Linked DNA regions of Homo sapiens: region 1 is linked to region 2. The links are chromatin loops, found by intact Hi-C in ENCODE. Cell type or tissue: ascending aorta. All regions are shown on one strand. Links, peaks and the distances in the headings refer to the core of each region. The heading gives the core; the rest is flanking DNA. Region 1 has its middle 71 kb from the start of FNDC1-IT1. Region 2 has its middle 11 kb from the start of LINC02529.

Region 1 (2,916 bases), core at 259-2,758, 61 kb before region 2:
CCCAAGTGACAAGTCAGAGTCTTGTCTGTCTTACATTATCCTGGGTCTCAAAAAGGACCATAGTTACTGGGGGAGCTCCTATATTGATGTGATGGTTAATATTGAGTATCAACTTGATTGAATTGAAGGATGCAAAGTATTGTTCCTGGTGTATCTGTGAGGGTGTTGGCAAAGGAGATTAACATTCGAGTCAGTGGACTGGGAGAGGCAGACCCACCCTCAATCTGGGTGGGCATAATCTAATCAGGTGCCAGTGTAGCCAGAATAAAGCAGGCAGAAGAACGTGAAAAGACTAGATTGACTTAGCCTCCAAGCCTACATCTTTCTCCTATGCTGGATGCTACCTGCCCTTGAAAATTGGACTCCAAGTTCTTCAGCTTTGGAACATGGACTGGCTTCCTTGCTCCTCAGCTTGCAGATGGCCTACTGTGGCACCCCACCTTGTGATTGTGTGAGTTAATACTCCTTAATATACTCCCTTTTATTAGTTCTGTTTTATTAGTTCTGTCCCTCCAGAGAACCCTAATATAAGTGATAACAATGTTATAACACAGCAATTGTCAATTAAGTCACCACTGTTGATAATTTACAACTCACTGAATTCTGTCATGAGTGATGTTCTCCCAACACCAAAGCAGTGGGAGGGTCAAAGTGTCGGTCAGGCTGAACTTTATATGCATAGAGTCACAAATTCAACTGTTCCAAGGAACAGTTTCCTCTCGGCAGGCTGTCTTTAGCGTGATATACACCAGGCCAGGGCGAATGTGTGAGATCTTGCTGGTTTTTGGGTAGTTCGAAGATAACCTAATTACAGGGCCCAAAGAATGGCGAAACAAGTCACCCTGGGTCATGGGCTAACTTAACAGGCACAATTGAGACAAGAAGGGACAGATGGTGGTGGAGGTTTATAACCTTTCTAGAAGTCAAGATAGGCAAGAAGTGGAGTGGCTGAGACGACCTAGGCCAGGCCTGCTGGCAGAAGCTGAAGCAAGCTCTAGGGACTAAAGTTAGCACCTAAGAAGGGTCTGGAAGCCAGAATTACCAGGTCTAGCATAAACCTGTGGACAGGGGTCCAGAGCTTTAGTTGGGGTTTCGAAGATCTTGACCCATCTCAGAGGACAGCCCAGGTTCAAAGTGGACACAACCACACACCAGAGCAGCTGGACACCTACCCTACACATTTAATTTCACCAGAAAGTTATAAAGTCAGTATTATAATCACTGCCTATTGCTGAGATGGGCAATAGTTTCAGATAATAGCAGTAACACAGTTAAGGTTTGTTGAGTATTCATACTGTATTAGCATGCATTAATTCACTTGATTCTCAAAATCCAAAAAATACTGAATGTCCAATGTAGACAGGGAATTGAGCAAAGTGCTAAGAATTTAAAGAGAAATAAAACATTGCCATCACCCTCATGAGCTTTGAGTCTAGCACAGTGGTTTCCAATAAGGACAATTCTGCCTCCCAGAGAACATGTAGCAATGCCTAACAGCCTTGGCTGTCACGGCTGGGGGAGGGTTCCTAGTGGCACCCAGCAGGCTGGGTGCCAGGATGCTGTTAAATACCTCACAATGCACAGGATGCTGCAGCAAAGAGTCATCCGGCCCCAAATGTCAACAGTGCAGAGCTTGAGAAACCCTGGTGGACAAAGTGGAATCTACACGTACACCTGTAAGTGCAATGGGGTGTCCCTTGTGAGGAGATGAGGATGTATAAGATGCAGTGGGAGTTGGATAGAAAGGATGATCAATTGTACTGGAGTGTGTGCAGGGAGCCAGGGGGTGCAATGAATGGAAAACGCTCAAGAAAGAGTTTGGAAAGATGGGTCTTGAGAGATGAGGAGGCGCTACCCCAGCAGCCGGGGTGTGGGTCAGGCAGCATCCTCTTAGCAGGGGCAGATGTATGAGCCAAGACCAGGGGCATGCTGTGGCCTCTTAATGCCTGGAGAAGCTGTCAAGTCCTTGGTATTAGGTTCCATTCAGTTACAAAAACTACTTTTTGAGATGTTTAAATACAAAGATAATCACATATCAGTTTTGCCCTCAAAGAGCTCAAATTGTATAAGACCAGCCATATCTCTAAATCAAAATAATTCCTCTTGGCAAGGTTTTGTTTTGGCACATAACTAAGAAAACATTGTAAGTTAGAAAAGTTCCCAGTGTTGATTCTGACGTGTATTCTAGACATTCACTACTGTTTGATTCACTGGAAAGGGTTTAAGATCAAGCCAGTGAAACCAATTTTCCTTTGTGAATGCTCTGAGTTTAGTCTGAGAAGTACAGGAAGTTAAGAAACTGCCCAGTAAGTTTCCTTTGCAAAAGAGGGCCTAATGAGATCAAGAGCCTATAAAATATTTTTGGAATTTGCTAGAACTTCTTGCACTTTCACCTAGGGCTGTCACTTTGTTAATAACATTTTCTTACTTCAGTCCCATTACATAGGAGTTGTCAGCTAACCAAGCCAGTCCTCTCTGCTGTAGATTCACTTATTAACAGAGGGCAGAAAGATGATTTACAGAAATGTTGGCTTGTATAGCCAGAATTTAAATGTACTCCAATATACTAAAAAAAAAAAAAAAAAAAAATAGCAATGAGATGTCAGGATAAAGAGAAAATGTACTAAGGGTTACATAAAACTCTCCTTGATGTGGCAAACAGACTTTTCTAAAACCCTGGTATTCAAACCCTCTTCTTATGGCCTAGGATAGGGTTACAGGGACATCATGTGCTTGATAATTGATCAAACCATTTGAAATAACAACATAAAAAGTTAAAGCTTTGACAAGCTTGATGCTTTTCAGAAGACAGCCAACTTGCAAAAGTGCTGATGTGCATCTTTGCAAAGTTCTATAAAATTGTGGTGGGAAAAGGGAAATTTATATTGGAAACCCTCCACTCATCAGCTGAATTTC
Region 2 (2,916 bases), core at 249-2,748:
GTAGAATCCTTAACATTTTTGGGTCAAATCATATTAAGCAGCCAACTCCAGAAACCCCAAAACCAACAAAAGAACTCTATCCTTAATATTCTGTTCCTCTAGAACCACTCCTGGTACCAAAATCTGTATTAGTCAGGGTTATCTAGAGGGATAGAACTAATAGGATATATATATAAAGGGGAGTGTATTAAGTGGTATTAACTCGCACAATCACAAGGTCCCACAACAGGCCATCCACAAGCTGAGGAGCAAGGAAGCCAGTCCCAGTTCCAAAGGTGAAGAACTTGAGGTCTGATTTTTGAAGGTAGGAAGCATCCAGCACGGGAGAAAGATGCTGGCTGGGAGGCTAAGCCAGTCTAGTCTTTTCGCATTTTTCTGCCTGCTTTATATCCTGACCACATGGGCAGCTAATTAGATGGTGCCCATCCAGATTAAGGGTGGGTCTGCCTTTGCCAGCCCACTCACTCAAATGTTAATCTCCTTTGGTGACACCCTCACAGACACATCCAGGATCAATACTTTGCATCCTTCAATCCAATCAAGTTGACACTCAGTTTTAACCATCACAAGTATGCTGTTATAGTAGCAGAAAACAGACTGAGACACTATTCTTCATGAACAAATGGGGAGCAACAGACCCAGGGTCTGAGGGTCTTGTGGCTTGTGTTTCTTTTTCCCACCATGAGAATGAAATTGTCCTGAGCCACTGACAGTCTTCCACTACTGGTTGTACAATGACTGTCCATGTTACGCATATAGTATTCTTTCCAGCCCTGGCCCTATCAATAATATATCTGGTTTGTTCATAAATCATGCATTGGGTGATTTATTAATGTAAGGAGAAACTAAAACAGGTTTCCAGAACAAGGATAAGGATTTCCCTCTGCCCTGCCCATGTCACCCACTACTGGTCCTTATTTGATATTCGTCTTGTCTTGCTAACTCTAGACCATGGCTCTGATGCCAGCTTCTGGCCCCGCTTCTGTCTTGGTGACTCTCTAAACTCCATTCCCGGCTTAGAAACCCTGGTTTTCCTATGCTGAGTCTGCCTTCATGCCCTATTGCCACCCAGAGATAAGACCTCATGGTCCTGCAGAGGTCCCCGTGCCTCAGAGTCTCCTGGGCTTCCACCTTCTCTCCTGTCCTCTATATGTCCTTGTCCTTGTTCTTCTTGGAGCCTCATTGCTGCAAAACTTTTTTCTCCTGTCAGTTTCTCCCTAGTCTTCCTGTTCTGACTGATTCTGATGTTGATTTTTGGCTCCAGAGTCTACAGCCTTATCCCTCCTCTATGCTAGGCCAGCTCCCAGAACCCAGGCCAAGTCCAGATCCCTGGAGACCCATTGCCACACAAAGGAATTTGAAGTCCAGCTTTGCTTTTTCCCTCCAAATGAACTTGCATGTTATGTTAGATAAAAGACCCACACTCTAGCCCGACTCTGCAGTCTCACAGGTTCACCTTTCCAACAAAGGTGCGAGGTCAGGGTTTGGTGACTAAGTGTAGCAGGCTAGAACAGTTGGAAGTTATCTGGCCCAACACTCAGCCTGTCGCTGTGGCATCACTAGCACCCTATAGTAACCTTTGTTAACCAGACCCCTGGGTTCAGCCTGTTAGCCTCCCTCTTGGTCTGAGAAAACAACCAGCTACCCAAGATCAAGAATGCCACGTGCAAAAACTAGCAAGAGATCATGTATTCTGCTGGCCTCATTACCTGATTTAACCCTTGTCTAGGAGCATCTGTGTGAAGGCCAGGCCTGAGAAAGTGGTCACACACACATGGATCCCTTCATCTTTCTTTACTTTTAGGTGGTGATTTTTTTTTCTTGGTATTTCAGAATGAGGAGGTCTTTCAAATGGCTGGTGTCTTAAACCCTTCAAAACAATTTGTTTAAAATAAACTTAATTTAAACAATTTTGTATGAAGCAAATTAGGCAGAAATGATATTTTGATAGTGAAATGTGAGTAATTTCCTAAACATAGCACTTTGTCCATTGCGGAAATGTTTTCCAGTTTTTCCTGAGACCTCAACAGTATGTCAGCAGAAATTGCAACATCACGAAGGCGATTTTAAAAGGCTGGGCCATCAGATGTCATATCTGAGAAATACAGTTAAAAGGCTGGTGAAGAATTAAGGATTCTATGATTCCAACTGGAAACACTGAAATCTCCAAATTCTTCATTTCAACTGGATTCCAACCAAGTGAAAACACATTGAGAAATTAGGCCTTGCTCTAATCAGACAGAGGTAAGTTGAGAAGTATAGAGTGGTGGGAGGTAGCAGTTTCCTGGATGACAAAGTTCCTGGGCTCTCTCTGGGCTTCTGTGGTGGTGAGACTTGCCTAGAATTGCCACCATTCACAAGCAAGTATCTAAGGCCACCTCTGGTCCCAGGAGCACAGGCCAAAGGGAAAGTGCCAGAATGGGTTGGCCTGTGTTCACGCCCATGTTCGGTCCTGAGTTCTGTCTGAATCAGTGATCCCAATAAGCGGGCCGCATGGGGGCATGGCTGTCCTCCAAAGACTTCAGTCATTAAAGTTGTATGGTGTTCCCTTAAATCATCCAGTTACTCACTCACTTTGAATTGATTATGCATTAATTACTCTAAGTCTTGAGTAGACGCATACCTTGAACAGATGCATACACCATGTCTAATTCCTCCTCTGGACACATGAGGGCTCCAAGATCCTGGTTCCACTTGGGATATGATATCTCCAAACCCAGACCTGGACATGGGTGGAGGTAGGGGACCGGGAGCAGTACTTGATCACTGGATGCAATGAAGCAGCCAGTGGGAGTCAACATGCCCTGCATAAGCTAAACAAAAAGACAGGCACACGGTCTAACTGCGTTCCTGATCAAACGAGGAGGGCAGGAAAGCCGTGCTCAGGTAGGAGGCAATGGGAGAGAGACTCAGGAA

What was found. Hi-C counts contacts between places; a loop is a spot of excess contacts. Peaks named below come from ENCODE experiments on the same cell type or tissue, not always from the same donor. Only the 100,000 strongest peaks of a DNase experiment are listed, where the experiment ranks them.
Region 1: it touches region 2 in a loop (2.6-fold over the local background); 4 of 110 quality-filtered maps call a loop at or near these places.

Annotation. Positions count from the first base shown.
Region 1 is chr6:159,310,181-159,313,096 of GRCh38, forward strand. No RefSeq gene overlaps it. Among named protein-coding and RNA genes, the nearest start is that of FNDC1-IT1, 71 kb to the left of the region's middle. In ascending aorta, for the core only: no CTCF peak of the experiment used is centred there; a DNase peak (open chromatin) is centred at 1,551; H3K27ac peaks cover 1,042 bases.
Region 2 is chr6:159,371,218-159,374,133 of GRCh38, forward strand. No RefSeq gene overlaps it. Among named protein-coding and RNA genes, the nearest start is that of LINC02529, 11 kb to the right of the region's middle. In ascending aorta, for the core only: no CTCF peak of the experiment used is centred there; a DNase peak (open chromatin) is centred at 1,324; H3K27ac peaks cover 633 bases.